Linked DNA regions of Homo sapiens: region 2 is linked to region 1. Evidence: read pairs that join two places in POLR2A ChIA-PET (ENCODE). Cell type or tissue: OCI-LY7. All regions are shown on one strand. Links, peaks and the distances in the headings refer to the core of each region. The heading gives the core; the rest is flanking DNA.

What was found. Peaks named below come from ENCODE experiments on the same cell type or tissue, not always from the same donor. Only the 100,000 strongest peaks of a DNase experiment are listed, where the experiment ranks them.
Region 2: POLR2A ChIA-PET joins it to region 1 with 7 read pairs; 3 of 35 experiments call an interaction of 5 or more read pairs at or near these places.

The regions. Positions count from the first base shown.
Region 1 is chr12:92,486,930-92,491,560 of GRCh38, reverse strand. No RefSeq gene overlaps it. Among named protein-coding and RNA genes, the nearest start is that of LINC02397, 23 kb to the right of the region's middle. In OCI-LY7, for the core only: no CTCF peak of the experiment used is centred there; a DNase peak (open chromatin) is centred at 2,590; H3K27ac peaks cover 1,114 bases.
Region 2 is chr12:92,175,181-92,179,495 of GRCh38, reverse strand. The region is part of intron 2 of BTG1-DT (BTG1 divergent transcript); the gene reads right to left. Among named protein-coding and RNA genes, the nearest start is that of BTG1-DT, 31 kb to the right of the region's middle. In OCI-LY7, for the core only: no CTCF peak of the experiment used is centred there; no DNase peak of the experiment used is centred there.

The DNA.
Region 1 (4,631 bases), core at 282-4,281:
GCAAATATTCTTGTGTGTGTTTGTTATGTGTCGTCAAAGGGAGTCTGAACTAAAGAATGTAAATGTGTCCATGTAAATCCCTCATTACTACACTCATAATTTGCCAATACAGACATATATTATTTCCATGTATTCTGGAAGTTTTAGTGATTTCACATATTTATCTCATTTGGAATACCTCCTACCACAACGCTTGTAAGAGGTAGGAATCATTATTCCCATTTTACAGAAAAAGAAAGTTAATCAATTAAAAAGAAGCCACAGCTAGTAAAGTTGCAGATTCAAGACTCTGGTTCAAGTTGGTCTTGAAAGTCCAAATCCACATTTGTTCCACAACACTTCATTCATTGCCTACAAAAAAACTCTATCATTAGTTCTCAAATACTGGCCTGAAAAGCTGCTTTATTTCAAAACAGTTTTTACTGACTCTGACAATGCTAATTGTTAATGGTAGTTTGATGTTATTTTGTTTCATATTTTGTCTTCTTGTCTAATGGAACATTTAGGAAGCCTAAGTCTAGAAACCACTAAATTACATAAACCCAGCTTACATTGAGTTTAGCATTAAAGCCCTAACAAGCACACTCAAAAACTGAGCAGATGAAAACGCTAGGGCCTATGACAAAAAATATAAAAAAAGAATATATTCAGGCCCTTTCTATTCATCTGGATGACACAAAATGGTTGAGTCTGTTTTGTTCATTCTCAGATGATTGAGGGCAGATTGAGCTCACAAGAGCTCAAGGGTTACAAACTTGCTGAATTCACTTAGACTTTAACTCATTCATCCAATATACTTTTAAAAAAATGCATTGGTGCTTACATCCATAGCTTAATCTAGTCTTTTAAAAAGCTATACGATAACATTCAAAGATTCAGAATTTTTTTTTTTTTTTGAGACCGAGTGTCATTCTGTCTCCCAGGCTGGAGTTCAGTGGCATGATCTCAGCTCACTGCAACCTCTGCCTCCCGGGTTCAAGCGATTCTTCTGCCTCAGCCTCCTGAGTAGCTGGGACAACAGGCATGTGCCACCACATCCAGCTAATTTTTGTATTTTTAGTAGAGACGGGGTTTCACCATATTGGCCAGGCTGGTCTCGAACTCCTGACCCTGTGATCCGACCGCTTCGGCCTCCCAAAGTGTTGGGATTACAGGCGTGAGCCTCCATGCCTGGCCAAAGATTCATATTTTTATATAATTTGTCCAAGACTGTATGTGTCTTATTAACAAGCAGCAGAAAAAACAACTGGCATAGGCTAAAACACTAGCAGGGTATTTGTTGGCTTACAGAGCTGAAAAAACCAAGTAGATTGGGATTCAGCTGATGAACTAAAGTGGCTATCAATGTCACCACAAACTCAGTTTATTTCCATAGATCTGCCCTGCCTTTCAAGGTAGCATCCTCTTTCTAAGGCTAACTCACCTCACATTAGCAGTATGACAGCCAACAGTTCCTAATATAATGATCTTTATCTTTCACCATCAGTGATTGCGCCTTGCCTTGTAGTTCTGTCAGAAGAGAAATGATTTTCTATTCCAGAGACCCTCACAAAATACCACCTGAGCCTCATTGGTCCAAAGCGGTCATGTGTTCACCTTTAAATCAATCAAAGGCCAGAAAATTGGGCAGTGATGATTGGTTTAAAGCAAACAAGATCCGTGGTTGTAGCTGAGAATGGGGTGAATTCCATTCAAACTGCATGGCTAAGCAAGGGGAAAATCAGTCTACTAATCCCATGAAGAAGAAGCAGATGAGGCAGGACTTAGATCGAGATCTTTCTGGCTCCTAAGCCCATGATTTTGCAAGTAAACAATACAGTTTCTGATCTCCAGAAGCTTTAAGTCTTAAGGGAGACAGGGAAACCTACCATAGTAATATGACAATTGCTCTGAGCAAGTTCTAAGGCAGTGTTGTGGAGCTCAGCGTACCTTTAAATGGCAAACCAGAGTCTTTAAGAGTCCAGCCAAATCCTAGTTCTGTCACTGGCTGTGTGATCTTGTGTGAGGTACTTAGCCTTTTCACGACTCAGTGTCTTATCTGCAAAATGGAGCCAATAATAGTATTCACCTTACAGGGATTAAATGAGGACAATATTTGTAAAGTGCATTAAAAATGCATAGTATATATTATAATAGGTTATTGTTAAATAAAAGAAACAGGAAGTAACCTCTATTTAGGTACAACGATGATGAGGATGATGATGATAAGATGATAAAATCATCTATCACCACTCTGTATCAGGCACTCTTTGAATCTCTGGGGATACAAATGCCCATAAATCACAGTTTCTGTCCTCAAAGAACTTGTAGTTTATTGGCAGAAGGAGGTAATTCGTAATGCGATGAACCCGTTATGACATTTGAGGTAATCCGGGGCCTTCCGGGTGACTGGGAGCCCAGGGAAGGAAACCATGAGCAGTGGAAATTCAGTGTCTACATGTCCAATTACCCTCTCATTAGCTATTTTGAAATGGCAAATAGAGGAGACTATTTTGGGGGCCCAGGGAATTGAGGGATTAACATAATTGTCAGTTTTAGATGTATTTCCTTATTCTCCCCTGTCGAGTTTGAGTTCCTCTTTCGATCATATAAGATGTTATGTACAAATGTGAAGCATCTCAACTACCATGTAAAGGTGACACGATGGCTTGTCTTCCTCCTTCTGGGGTGTGCAAAAAGCCACACTAGGAAATGATGAAATACTTTCCCTAGAAAACAGAAAGACCTCATGTTTTCATGACTTGGAGACTGAGGTAACCTTCGCTTTCTGACATACTTCTAGCAGAGTTTAGGAAGAAGACTCATTCAAGGAAACATCTCCTGTATTCCTTCTTCTTGTCTCCAAAGCTGAGTCTTGTTTGCTAGCTATAGAAGAACAGCATGCTATTTATTCATCACTCCAAAATACTGTAAAATCTAGAACTTAAATGACATAGATTAGTAATAAACCTTGTAGAAAGTATTGTGTTTATAATAGTTATTCATGTACTAGTGAGATTATACTTACTCATTTTTCTTTTCAGTGAAGCGATGCCCATGAAATTGTCCAAGGGAAGATGGCTAGTAGTAGTAGAATGAGCTTTAGAGTTGGCTATCAACAAATTTAGTGAAAAACCTAGTGAAGCTTCCAAATCTCCAGTAGTATCTGACCAATTGTTTGTTATATCTATAAATACTCTCTCACCTCTACAGAAAGATATATAATAAATATTCCTCAGTGATGTGATGTTTGGCTCCACTACATCTTGCAGATGGAATCTGGGTATAGTCTGTGGTTAGTCCAGGTAGCAGGATCTTAGAGTAAGTCTGCTTCAGTGTTGCAATTAGAATTCAATAGAATTCTGTATTTGGTACCTCAACTCACTGATATATTTAGAGAACTGTATGAATATTCTTTCCCCCACAATGTTCATGAAATATTGAAGTAATTAGGCAGAAAATAACTTTTTTTTAAAGAAAATATATATTTTTTGGCTAGTTGTGGTGGCTCATGCCTGTAATCCCAGCACTGTGGGATGCTGAGGCAGGCGGATCACTTGAGGTCAGGAATTTGAGACCAGCCTGGGCAATGTGGTGAAACCCCATCTCTACTAAAAATACAAAAATTAGCCAGGTGTGGTGGCGGGTGCCTGTGATCCCAGCTACTCAGGAGGCCGAAGTGGGAGAATTGCTTGAACCTGGGAGGCAGAGGTTGCAGTGAGCCAAGATGGCGCCACTGCACTCCAGCCTTGGCGATAGAGTGAGACTCCGTCTTAATAATGAAAAAATATATATAAATATTTTTGTCATTCTTTAATCTCAAAAATAAAGGCTAGTGGAGGCATACCATCTTAATGATGGTACTCTCTTCCTCTTATTGAAAGAATCCACTAATAATCTCGGTTAAGCAAGCTATTGTCACAAAAATGGAGTATGAAAACATCCACACAGATGGTTTGCTTTGAATTTTCTTAATTTTAAATATTAGATTTGAAACATACCAAACAAAAAAACCCAACTGCATTGTAATAATAGAGTTTCTCTTCTGTTTTTTACATAGCTATCCATTTAAGAAAGACATTTATCCAAGAAATTCCTGTGCTGAGTATAGGGCTTAATCTCACACACAGACTTTCCCACATTTGATCCTGAATAGGCTGCTGAATGATAAGGTGATAAGATGAACAAAGCAACACCAGCAGGTTGTTTTTCTTTTTTTCTCTCTCTCCTTTTTAAAGGAACAATAGGTTTTTTGTGTGGGTCTCCAAATGACAAAATAGCTTACTAAAAAATGCAGGTTTGAAACTAGTTGAGGTTTCATTGCAGTTTAAAAGTCCTTTCCAAGCTTAGATTAATGCATTGATAATTGAAAACTATCTGGACACATTATATGTTCTAGATATTAATCTGAGGCTTTCATGAGTATCTACACCTTCAGACCTCCACATTACCTAAGCTCCCTAAATCCTTTCTGGAAGAAGGCAGGGAATAAATACACCCATTGGTTAAATTAAATTAAATTTAATACAGTTGTTTCACATTTTTTGCGATGGCTTTCAATCTAGAGTATCTGTTCCTCTTACCTACTCAGCCTCATTAAAGATGCAACTGCCTAACAGCTTCATAAGAGCTGTGTTATAATCTGAATTCAA
Region 2 (4,315 bases), core at 1-4,000, 310 kb after region 1:
GATAGGATCTTGCACTGTTGCCTGGGCTGGAGTACAGTGGCAGCATCTGGGCTCACTGCAACCTCTTCCTCCAGGGCTCAATTGATCCTCCCACCTCAGCCTCCTGAGTAGCTGGGACTACAGGCACGCATCACCATGTCCTGCTAATTTTTGTATTTTGTGTAGAAACATGATTTTGTCATGTTGTCCAGGCTGGTCTCAAACTCCTGAGCTCAAGGGATCCACCAGCCTCAGCCTCTCAAAGTGTTGGGATTACAGGTGTGAGCCACCATGCCCTGCATAGGGAGAACTTGCTGAAGCAGATAAAACTTATAGTTCTCACAAGTTCTTTACGCATCTATTCAAAGGTACAGGAGCAAAATGAAAGTATAAGGGAGAAAGAAGGACACAGACTTGGTTGGACAGGCCATTCTCACCCTCTAGATTAAACAGAAGATGGTCTCTTGAGTGCCCAACGCCTTGCTTCAAATAGAGTTGCATCCAGCATTTCAGACACATGGATATCAATGCATAACAGATTAAAATCCTGCACTGTAGCATTGCATTAAAAAAAGAACATTTGAGTCTTCTGCTTATGAAAAAATGCATATATTTTAAAAGAGGAGACTGTATTGCAAAATGTATATACATTTATGATTACCAATTCACTGGAACAAAAGGTCACTGATCTCTAAGTTATTTGCTTAATTGATCACAGGTTGCCATGACACATGGCAATATATAGGCTCTCTTTAAGGCTTCTTTTTAAAAGAAATATTTTATTAAATCTAATTTCATCAGTGTAATAATTTCTAAAACTCCCCTGCAGCTAAGTGGTAACTGAAACCTAGATGTTAACTTATCATTGCACCTCGTTTTGTGAGAATAACTTTGGAGGTGCAAGAACACTTATTTTCAGCTCTTGGAATGTGTGAAATGGGTGATCTCTAGACTTTGTGAAGTTCACCTCCACCTCCCCTCCCATCACACCTAGATTCTTGGTGAGTGTAGGTGTTATGTTTTCTGTGATAGAGGTTTTGTCCTCAGACAGAAAAGCACATGAGCAAAGTATGTCACAAGGATTCTATTATATTTCTACAACAAATACTGTTGGTATGTTCTAAAGCTGCTTCACCCCAGAGCCAGGCTCTGAAGCTGTATTGAGGATGTCTTTGTTTTCAGAAGGCCTTGGTATTTACTAAGGAGCAATTATTAATCTGACATAGGTAAACAGAGGGGTCTTGACCATGAGTGAAAGTGTAAAGTAGGTAAATTTTTCATTATCTTCTTATTTCCCTTTGCTATATAAAATGAGTCTGAATAAGCAAAGAGAACAGAAAGATTTTCAATGTACTTCAAAAAGTTTATTTATTTAAAATTTAATGTTTTATTCCTTTAAGAATTAGGAAATGGTAAGGAACCAATAGGATTGTCATGAAAAAAATATGCTACCATGACATCTTATTGCTTAGAAAAAGAAGCAAGTTTTTTCCAACTATTTCTTTTTCTATTTTAAAACAGAGATAGGATCTGGGTGCAGTGGCTCACACCTGTAATCCCAACATTTTGGGAGGCCAAGGTGGGCAGACCAGCCTGGCCGACATGGTGAAACCCCATTTCTACTAAAAACACAAAACTTGGCCATGTGTGGTGGTGGGGCACCTGTATTCTTAGCTACTCGGGAGGCTGAGACAGGAGAATAGCTTGAAACCAGGAGGTAGAGGTTGCAGTGAGCTGAGATAGCGCCCCTGCACTCCAGCCTGGGTGACAGAGTGAGACCCCATCTCGAAGAAAAAAAAAATAGAGATAGGGTCTTACTATGTTGCCCAGGCTGGTCTTGAACTCTTGGCCTCAAACAATCCTCATGACTTGGCTTCCCAACAAATACTATATTAGCATTATAGGTGTGCCCACTGTGCTGGGCCTCCAACTGTTTCTTCAAAGTCATTTTACCTGTCCAACTTTCAGACAAGGCCATCTTTAAAATTCTTTAAAATATGTAGCTTCTCAGGGTTCAAAGTAAAATAAAAGTGAAAAAAGTACAAAAAATTAAAAGTTTAAAAATACAATAGAAGATATGTACCCTACTTCCCAAAGTACGTATACATGCAAATGGATTTGTATATGTACAAATGAATTCACATTTCCCTTCCTCAGCCTCCCTTCCCTCAAGAGCCAAATCTATTCCTCCATTCTCTTTATTCCTTTTGTTTGTTTGTTTGTGAGGACAAGGTCTCTCTCTGTTACCCAGGTTGGGGTGCACTGACGTGATCATAGATCACTGCAGCCTCAAACTCCTGGGCTCAGGGATCTTCCTGCCTCAGCCTCCTGAGTAGCTAGAACTACAGGCACCTCTCACCACACCTAATGAAGCGACGTCATAGTCTGGGCGTAGGTACCCGCGGTTTGCCAAGAAGATTAAGGACATGGACACACGTGGGTGGGTTAAGGAGCGGAAAGTTTAATAGGCAGAAGAAAGGAGAGAGGAGAGAGAAAAGTAGCGTTGTGGTTCTCCCTCTCTCCCTCTCTCTCTCGACAGAGGGGCATCCGAAAGGGAAAAGCTGGCCTATGGCAGACCACAGCACATTTTATAGGCAGGCTTGAGGAGGCAGTATCGGATTTACGTAGGGCCCATGGATTGGTTTGACCAGGGGTGTCCCTTACATAGCGCAGGGAAGGCTGGTCGCCCCACCCTAATCTTATTATGTAAATGGGCTTTCCGCTTAGCCAGCACCATCTCATCTGCTCCTTACTGCACATGTGGCTAGCAAAGAGAAGGAAAGATGGAGCCGCCATGTTGATCATGCGTAGTCCCAGGTAGCCTTTTCCTGTTGTCACAACTGCCAGGGCATTCACCTGTGCAATCAGCTTACTTGTCTATGTCTGCAGCTCGATTTTACAGGCTGCTTTGTTAGAAAAGAAATGATCTGGGGGCTGCTTTTCTTTAAAAGGAAAACCTTATCAGGGACTCCCGTACTCTCACTATCTGCCAAAATGATTTCTTCTTAACTCCTGTATCACTGGCTAATTTTTTTTTCTTTTTTTTTCTGTAGAGACAGAGTCTGACTATTTTGCCCAGGTTAATCTCAAACTCCTGGCCTCAAATAATCCTCCTGCCTTACAAAGTGCTGGGATTAGGAGCGTCAGCCACCACACCTGGACCCTCATACTCTCTTTAGACTCAGACTCACCGTCTCTTGGGTTGGAATGAGATGGGGGCTGGGGTGGCAGTTGTTCTTGTCCCCTTTGTGTCAGGCTGGCTTCTGAATGTCTTGCTTCAACGCTGTCACTCTCTACAGACAGACGCACTGATCCTTCTCATTTTAGGGGTTTGTCTGTCAATCACTATGGAGGAAACAATAGCAGAGGGAGTCCACAAATAACAATAGGGCAGTTACAAAGCTTAATTCTTAAAAGGTCCTCACTCCCTTGCTGAGAGGGTTATAGAAAAAAGTCCTTGGAAGGCTGCTGCCTGACTTTTTTCTTTCAAGGTGGATCTCTTCTGATTAGCTTGTTGGTTGAATTGAGCTCAGTGTTTTGAAAATTATCCTGGGGACAGATTCATCCAAGTAGGTAATTTGCGTCTGTGAACTCCTGTGGACTGGGTAGTCACAATTTAATGACTCTGGTTTCACTCAAACTTGGATATTTTCTCACTTTGATGGCTACACAAATATCCCTGATTTTTTCTTAAGAAATAGGCAAGTGTCATGATTTTCTTACAAAATAAAGCCAATAATTGTTAAGAACCTTGTAAACGCACTGGAAAGGGGGTTATGTTTAAGGAAAGAATTGCTTCGTTCAAAAACACTTATTGCTTATCTACCTAAAGTGAAAACCTGCAGATTGGAAAAGCAAAAAGAATTAGCGAAAAGGTTGAGCACAGTGACTAATGCCTATAATTCCAGCACTTTGGGAGGCCAGCGCAGTAGGATTGCTTGAGCCCAAGAGTTCGAGACTAGCCTGGGCAACATAATGAGCCCCTATCTCTACCAAAAAAAGCAAGAAATTAGCCAGGTGGGGTGGTGCACACCTGTAGTCCCAGCTACTCGGGAGACTGAAGTGGGAGAATCACTTGAGCCTGGGAGGTCGAGGCTGCAGTGAGCTGTGATCTTGCCACTGCACTCTGCCTGGGTGACAGAGCTAGACCCTGTCTCGAAACGAAAGAGAGAAAGGGAGAAAGGGAGAGAGAAAAGAAAGAGAAAGAGAAAGAAAGAAAGAAGGAAAGAAAGAAAGGAAGAATAAAAGCTGCCCAAGTTGGCATAGGTGGTATGAGCCTGTAGTCCCTGCTACTCTGGAGGCTGAGGAGGGAGGACCACTTGAGTCCAGAAGTTTG